Regions from separate parts of the Homo sapiens genome. Here region 2 is linked to region 1. Evidence: read pairs that join two places in POLR2A ChIA-PET (ENCODE). Cell type or tissue: PC-3. All regions are shown on one strand.

Region 1 (4,000 bases):
AAATTTAAGGTAGATTCATTTTACATTTGGTATCATGTTAAAATGCTCCCAAAACTACCTACTGTATAATAGGTATTGCAATATTGTTGATCACCTTCAGGATATTATTATCCTGAAATGTCTCCCAGTGGTCCAAGCTGGGACAGTTTGAGCAACAAAATAAATATGAGAGGATTGGATTATAACCTAAAAAATAAAGTCAATATCTATAAATCCATGTTGATTTAAATAAATGATTGACTAAATAAATACTTGGCAGAAAAGAAGCAAATCTTCCTTACAGAAAAATTCCAAATAATATATGTAGAACACACTTTCAGGAGGTGGAACTTAATTTACCTCTTCTTGAATATGGACTGGACTGCTGACTTTTAAAGAACAGAGTATGAAGAGGGAAAAGCAGTAACTTTACAGTGAAGAGGCCTGGCAGACAGCACCTTAACCAAGTTCAAGGTTAACTTCACCAATGATAAGGCATGGTGATATCATGTACTCTCTGATAGAATGTGTTAAATCTAAGCAGAAAAAAAAAATAATAATAATAATAAAGGGCATTCTACAAATACTTGACCAGTACTAAAAAGTATCAAGGACCTGAAAAAACAAGGAAAGTCTGAGAAGCTTTTACAGAACAGAGAAGACTAAGGAGACATGACAACTAAATACAATGTGATATCCCAGATTGACAGTGAAAAAAGGACATGAGTGGAAAAAAATTGGCTAAATCTAAACAAAGTCTGGAATTTTGTTAATAGTATTATTCCAATATTAATTTCTTGGTTGTGACAAATGTACTGTAGTTATGTAAGATGTTAACATTGGGGGATGTTGGGTAAAGGACATACGAGTATTCTCTGTACTATCTTTGTAACTTTTATGTAAATCTGAATTTATTCCAGAATAATGAGTTTTTTTAATACAGCAGAATACAAATTGTTAAGTAAAACATATCTCAAACTGATAATTGATGAAATAAGAAATAAAGGTTATTTACTATTTGTATTGAGTGGATTCCTCATAAGTGTTGGTTGGGGGTAAAACAGGCATATTTGATAAATCATGTTGATATAAATTTCAGGAAAAATAAATGAAACCAGATTAGGGACACTGGAATGTGTAGCTTGGACCAAGGCATTTAACCCTTCTCTCCTTGTTTCAAAAATGGGGAATCAAACTGACTTATCACTTTGAGCATTTTTAAAGTAAACAAGTATATTCACTGTAAAATTAAATCTTATGAAGACTTAAAAGGAATAACAGCTATAATCACTTTTATAAATTATGTGCATATGGTAGTTAGCTTATTTTTCTAACATATACTGTTCTGTACTGTACAGACTAACAGCTATAAAATCAGCTTGATGCAAGTGAAATTACAGTAAAATTACACACTTAAGTAAGGCCAGGTTTCCTGGTTTCTCCCAATCCTGATAGTGATTCTATTTAATTTATGTATGTATGTTAGGTAGACATGAAATAGGTCTCATGGGCAAGAGTTTCTGACTTGGATGAGCAAGAGTTTCTGACCTGGAATGTCAGTTATTTCATCCCTGTTTTTCAGCATATGTGACTCATGGCTGGCTACACATGACAGAACTTACAAACCTGGATTCTAAAATTGGCAGAGCAGTAGAATGGAGTATTTTCATTTAGCATTTATAGCTTACAAGTCATAGAACAAGCAGACAATGGAACATTATTATAAATGATTTACTACATGTAAATTATATACATTATTTGGTGCATTCAGTGATGATGAATATTTTGTCCTCCAAGAATAAGTGAGGCTTAAACCTTTTTTTTTTGGAAAAAGTATATTCACTGTACAAGCATATAGATTGAAGCAAAGAATACTGAGTTTTCTCTTTAACTGAAGAGTATAAGCTTTGATCAGAATATACTGATCTCAAACAATTTCTCTAGTGCTGTTTATAAGACACACCTATGCAACAGTTAGAAGGAATAAGTTCAGATGTTCAGTAGCAGGGTGGGGTGACTATAGGTGACAGCACAATATTGTGTTTTTCAAAAATAGCTAGAAGAGAGGACTTGAAATGTTCCTGACACAGAAATCATAACTACGCAAGGTGATGGATACCCAAAATACTCTGACCTGATTCTTATACATTCTATACATGTAACAAAATATCACATGTACCCAATAAATATGTACAACTATTATGTATCAATTTTAAAAAGATTTAAAACATGATAGAAAAAAGATATGCCTATAAAGGAAGTGTGAACCTACAGAGATGAAAGAAAATTGTTTGTGGTGTGGTTAGTGCAGTTAGGGGAATTTCCAGAAGAATTCCATTTCAGTGAATGATGTCATTTGGGCATTATGAAAAATAGCCTAGTTAGAGAAAAAAACAGAGTTTTTGTTTTGTTTTGTTTTGTTTTGTTTTTTTGAGACGGGGTCTCACTCTGTCGCCCAGGCTGGAGTACAGTGGTGCTATCTTGGCTTACTGCAAGCTCTGCCTCCCGGGTTCATGCCATTCTCCTGCCTCAGCCTCCCAAGTAGCTGGGACTACAGGTGCCCGCCACCACGCCTGGCTAATTTTTTGTATTTTTAGTAGAGACGGGGTTTCACCGTGTTAGCCAAGATGGTCTCAATCTCCTGACCTCGTGATCTGCCTGCCTCGGCCTTCCAAAGTGCTGGGATTACAGACATGAGCCACAGCGCCCGGCCAAAACAGACTTTATAGCTTAAAAATCGCCAGAACAGGCTCTGAGTCATACTCTCTTGTAGTGCATTTAGTTGGTGCATCAGATAAAATGTATTGCTTTCTGTATTTCCCACAATTGAAAACAGCTGTTTTTATTGTGGACCCAGCTTTTACCTTAGCATTCAGCTCATTCACAAGAAGGTTCCAAGGTGGCTATCAACTGTGAACCATACCAAAGGATTCAGAACTTGAATCTGGGAACAAAAAAAATCTTGACCAGAAGTTCTCAAATAGTTTGATATTTTATGTTCATATTCCTTTACTATGGTAGCCATTTTTATTACAACCAATTTTGGTTCAGTCGTTGTTTAACACACATTCCCAAATAGCTTTGACTTATAAATAATGAAAGAAGAGAAATCTTTTTTAAAACTAAACTTTTGTAACAATTTAATTTTGGTGGGAAGGAACAATTTCAGTGTTAGAAACTTTTAAAGTAAATTATTTTAAAATCGATAATATCTTAGAACTGACTACTGCATAGCATTCTTCCAAATTAGCATACTTAATTTATTTTTCTGTAATTCACCCAAAGATATTTCTAGCATTGCAAACATCAAACATTCCACTCATATAAATGATTTCTTAGTTACTTGTGTCTTTAGTGTTGATCTCCAGAGTGTGACTAAAATTCATACTATATTAAGTTATAAAAGCTTTAATAGTGAACTTAGGCTAAAGAAACATATGTTTTGTCCAACCAACTATTGATTTAATTCACTGTTTTTTTTTTTTTTTTTTTTTTTGCTAATTTGTATTTGGCACCAGGGAAATTCCTTGTTTTTCTAGGCTAGGATGCTCAGGGCTTCAATGAGTAGTTAGTTGAATCTTTATTCTCATGATTTCTTTGGGATGCCTCCACCACTGCAGACACTATTATCAGTGAGAATTTTATCTATTCTGCTATCTTTGCCTGTTTTACTGTCTTCACACCCAGGCATCTGTAAAAGTAGCATTACTTTTATATCTTTGGTTTGTTTTAGTTCCTCCAGTGGAAATGTCAATCAAGATTTTTTGTGGCAAATCAATTTGAAAACAGGTTCTTGGTTTCTGCTCATTTTCTGTTTATTATAAAGATTTTCATAATCTTATTTCTTTATGATCCAGTTATGTTCTTTTTTTACTTTTTCAACTTTGACAGTTTGTATCCCTGATTTCATCTTACAGTTTTGCTGTAAAAGCACTACCTTTCCCCTCTTGTTTAAATTGGCAAAAATGTTTCTGTAAATCCTGTCTTTATCTTCAAAAGTTCATCAAATACTGGCCAAATA
Region 2 (4,000 bases), 290 kb before region 1:
GACTTTACTGGGTGCGCTGATAAGGACCTTTATAGAACCTTTGGCTTGAGAAGAAAGATAGTGGGTACACTGGCCAGCAAGTGGATTTCAGGAAAATACATTGCTCTTAAGACATGAACCAGCTGGGCGTGGTGGCTGACACCTATAATCCCAGCACTTTGGGAGGCCGAGGTGGGTGGATCACCTGAGGTCAGGAGTTAGAGACCAGCCTGACCAACATGGTGAAACCCTGTCTCTACTAAAATACAAAAATTAGCCGGGTGTGGTGGTGGGCGCCTGTAATCCTAGCTACGGGGGAGGCTGAGGCACAAGAATCACTTGAACCTGGGAGACGGAGTTTGCAGTGAGCCGAGATCGCACCACTGCACTCCAGCCTTGGTGACAGGGCGACACTCTGTCTCAAAAAAAAAAAAAAAATGAACCAGGCTGGGCGCTGTGGCCCTTGCATATAATGCCAGCACTTTGGGAGGCTGGGGTAGGAGGATCCTTGAGTCCAGGAGTTCAAGACAAGACAAGCCTGGGCAACACAGGAGACCTCCATCTCTACAAAAATAAAAAAAAAATAGTGAGCTAAGCATGGTGGTGCATGCCTGTGGTCCTAGGTACTTTGGGAGTCTGAGGTGGGAGGATCACTTGGGCCCAGGTGGTTGAGACTGCAGTGAGCCATGATTGCATCAGTGCACTCCATCCTGGGCAACAGAATGAGACCCTGTCTCAAAAAAAAAAAAAAAAAAAAAAACCACACATAAGCTAACCACTTCTTGGTAGTGTCCTGGAGAACTGTGTCCTTCTCTTGGTAACCACCTGATTCCTTTATCCCCCTGGAAAGCAGAATACTGGCAATGATAGTCATAGCTTTTTCTTATCTCCTAATGTTTTACTGACATTCCTAACTTATGTATTATTTACTCTCAAATTACGCCCATGCTGAAATACATGTACAAACACATGTTACCTATTTCATTATGGGGCTGTAATCAGTAAGGAAAGGTTAGGGCTGTGACCTAGAGAAAAGCATTGCTTGGTTTTGTGGGTAGAACTGTGGAACGTGGAAGATGATTTTTCACTTGCTCACTCCCAGAAAAAGATCTTTACCTTGCCTATTGCTCTGTGTCTTCCATTAACAGTCAGATGTTAAGATCTGTTGGAGGCACAGCCTCTGATGGATAATTCTTGGAGCTCTCTAACCATAACCCTGCCTTCTCCCTTGTACCCTTATTGCTTGTTGTGGCCCAAATAAAGGGTGTTGATGATTGAAAGTCTTCCCGTGTAGGTGCGAGAAGCCCTACAACATATCCCTGGCAAGTATGAAGACTTCCTTCAAGTCATCTATGAATTTGAGTCAAGTACCCAGAGACGGACGGCTGTAGATCTCTACAAAAGCCTGCAAATTCTGCTCCAAGACTGGCCTCAGCTGTTGAAAGACTTTGCTGCTTTCCTGTTACCTGAGCAAGCTCTGGCCTGTGGATTAGTAAGTGAATGGGGAAAAAAAGTACACTGGGACTCCTGGGTCAGAGTGAGACTGGGATTGAATGGGGTTGAATAAGACTCTTTCAGTCTCCCAGCTCCTTCCAGACACACAGCCATCCCCTAGCCCAGAGTGATAAAAGCCTCTGTCTTTTCAGGGTATTATCTTTCCAATCCCATTCTCCCATTTTCTTTACATGATAAATGAGAGGGTTTTACCTATAGTTGCCAAAGGACACCTTAGGTGAGTCATATGCTCTCTGCTTCTCACTGGTATCAAGCCAGACATTCATTTAACAAATATTTGTTAGGTGCCTCCTAACTGTCAGGAATTCCTAGCAATTCCTGACCTCAATTGCTAGGAATATAGTAATTACAAAAGACTAAAATTCCTGCCCTCGTGGAGCTTACGTTATCATGAGGAAATTCAGATGATACTCCAGAAAACATATATATATATATATCATATATATATATATATAATATATAAAATATAAATTATAAAAATAAATATAAACAGCAAAATATATAGTATACAATGTTTTATAGTGATCATGTTTTACAGAAAAATAAAGCAGGAAAGGAAACTAGAGGGGTGGTTTTATACACAGCGGTCTGGGAAGGCCACTGTGGTATGGTAACGTGAAATGTTGCAGAATAGGAGGCTAAACATGAGGGATATCCCAGTAGTCCTGGACTTATCGTCATAAAAATAGGAACAAAGGGAGGAACGGGATTATTCTAAGAGTTTTATTGGGGTTAAATGACAGTGGGGTAGTTCTGCATATAATGTGTGATGCCCATTTTCTCTTCTGGTATTATGAGGTTCCAATCAGTGTATACGTGAACAAAAAAAAAAATTTTTTTTTTTTTGAGATGGAGTTTCACTCTTGTTGCCCAGGCTGGAGTGCAGTGGCGTGATCTCGGCTCACTGCAACCTCCGCCTCCTGGGTTCAAGCGATTTTCCTGCCTCAGCCTCCCGAGTAGCCGGGATTACAGGCATGCGCCACCACCACGCCTGGCTAATTTTGTATTTTTAGTAAAGACGGGGTTTCTCCATGTTGGTCAGGCTGGTCTCGAACTCCAGACCTCAGGTGATCTGCCCACCTCGACCTCCCAAATTGCTGGGATTACAGGTGTGAGCCACCACACTTGGCCAAAAAATTTTTTTAAAGAGATAATGTCAGCCAGGTATGGTGGCTCACACCTGTTATCCCAGCACTTTGGGAGGCCAGCCTGGACAACATAGCAAGACCCCATCTTTACATAAAATAAAAAAATTAACTAACTGGGTGTGGTGGTGCACACCTTTGGTCCCAGCTATTTGGGTGGCTGAGGTGGGAGGACCACTTGAGCCTGAGAGGTTGAGGCTTCACTCAGCCATGATTGCTCCACTACACTCCAGTTTGGGTGACAAGAGCAAGACCTTGTCTCAAAAACAAAAAAGAGAGAGACAATGGCCAGACACAGTGGCTGGCATCTGTAATCCCAGCACTTTGGGAGGCTAAGGTGGGAGGATCCCTTGTAGCCAGGAGTTTTGTTGTTGTTGTTTTATTGTTGTTGTTTTTTGAGGCAAAGTCTGACTCTGTCACCCAGGCTGGAGTGCAGTGGTGTGATCTCTGCTTACTGCAACCTCTGCCTCCCAGGTTCAAGTGATTCTCCTGCCTCAGCCTTCCGGGTAGCAGGGATTACAGGCATGCATGACCGCACCTATCTAATTTATGTATTTTTAGTAGAGATGGGGTTTCACCATGTTGGTCAGGCTGGTCTCGAACTCTTGACCTCAGGTGATTTGCCTACCTCGGCTTCCCGAAGTGCTGGGATTACAGGCATCAGCCACCACAGCTGGCCTGTAGACAGGAGTTTGAGATGAGCCTGGACAACACAGGCCCCTGGGATCCTCCTGCCTCAGCCTCCCAAGTAGCTCAAGCTACAGGTGTACACCACGGCCCCTGCCTAATTTTTAAATTTTTTTGTAGAGACATAGTCTCAGTATGTTGCTGTTCTTGAACTCCTGGCCTTAAGCGATCCTCCTGCCTTGGCCTCCCAACATGGGATTACAGCTATGAGCCACCTTGTGCAGCCTGAAAGTTCTTTGTAATATAAACTCTAAAGTATCATATGAATTTTGGTGGCTGATTTCACAATCCTTAAAACAGCAAACAACTTGAAATATATACATCTCTTGAAGCTGTTGCTCACATCTTAATTGCTTTGGGTGGCTACCCACCAGTGGCCCAAGGTGGATGGAGGTTAGGGTTTTAAATTAGATCTCAATAGTTGTAAACTAGAATTTTAAACCAGGGTTCTGTCATCTCTTGTGTCCTAGTCCACTAGTTCTTATCCTTAGAACCCTCAAGTCCTGCTCTAGCTGTATCATGACTCCTCTTTTGCCCACTTTCCACTCTGGTAGTTTGAGGAGCAGCAGGCTTTTGAGAAGAGCCGCAAGTTCCTTCGGCAGCTGGAGATTTGCTTTGCAGAGAACCCCTCACACCACCAGAAGATTATCAAGGTCCTCCAAGGCTGTGCAGAC

Evidence for each region. Peaks named below come from ENCODE experiments on the same cell type or tissue, not always from the same donor. Only the 100,000 strongest peaks of a DNase experiment are listed, where the experiment ranks them.
Region 2: POLR2A ChIA-PET joins it to region 1 with 8 read pairs; 2 of 35 experiments call an interaction of 5 or more read pairs at or near these places.

The regions. Positions count from the first base shown.
Region 1 is chr1:155,464,765-155,468,764 of GRCh38, reverse strand. All of the region lies in intron 3 of ASH1L (ASH1 like histone lysine methyltransferase), which reads left to right. Among named protein-coding and RNA genes, the nearest start is that of ASH1L-AS1, 95 kb to the left of the region's middle. In PC-3, no CTCF peak of the experiment used is centred here; a DNase peak (open chromatin) is centred at 1,544.
Region 2 is chr1:155,757,915-155,761,914 of GRCh38, reverse strand. GON4L (gon-4 like) reads left to right here. Exons shown (of 32, transcript NM_001282860.2): 24 at 1,274-1,471; 25 at 3,881-4,000. Among named protein-coding and RNA genes, the nearest start is that of DAP3, 71 kb to the right of the region's middle. In PC-3, no CTCF peak of the experiment used is centred here; a DNase peak (open chromatin) is centred at 1,744; H3K4me3 peaks cover 467 bases; H3K27ac peaks cover 1,775 bases.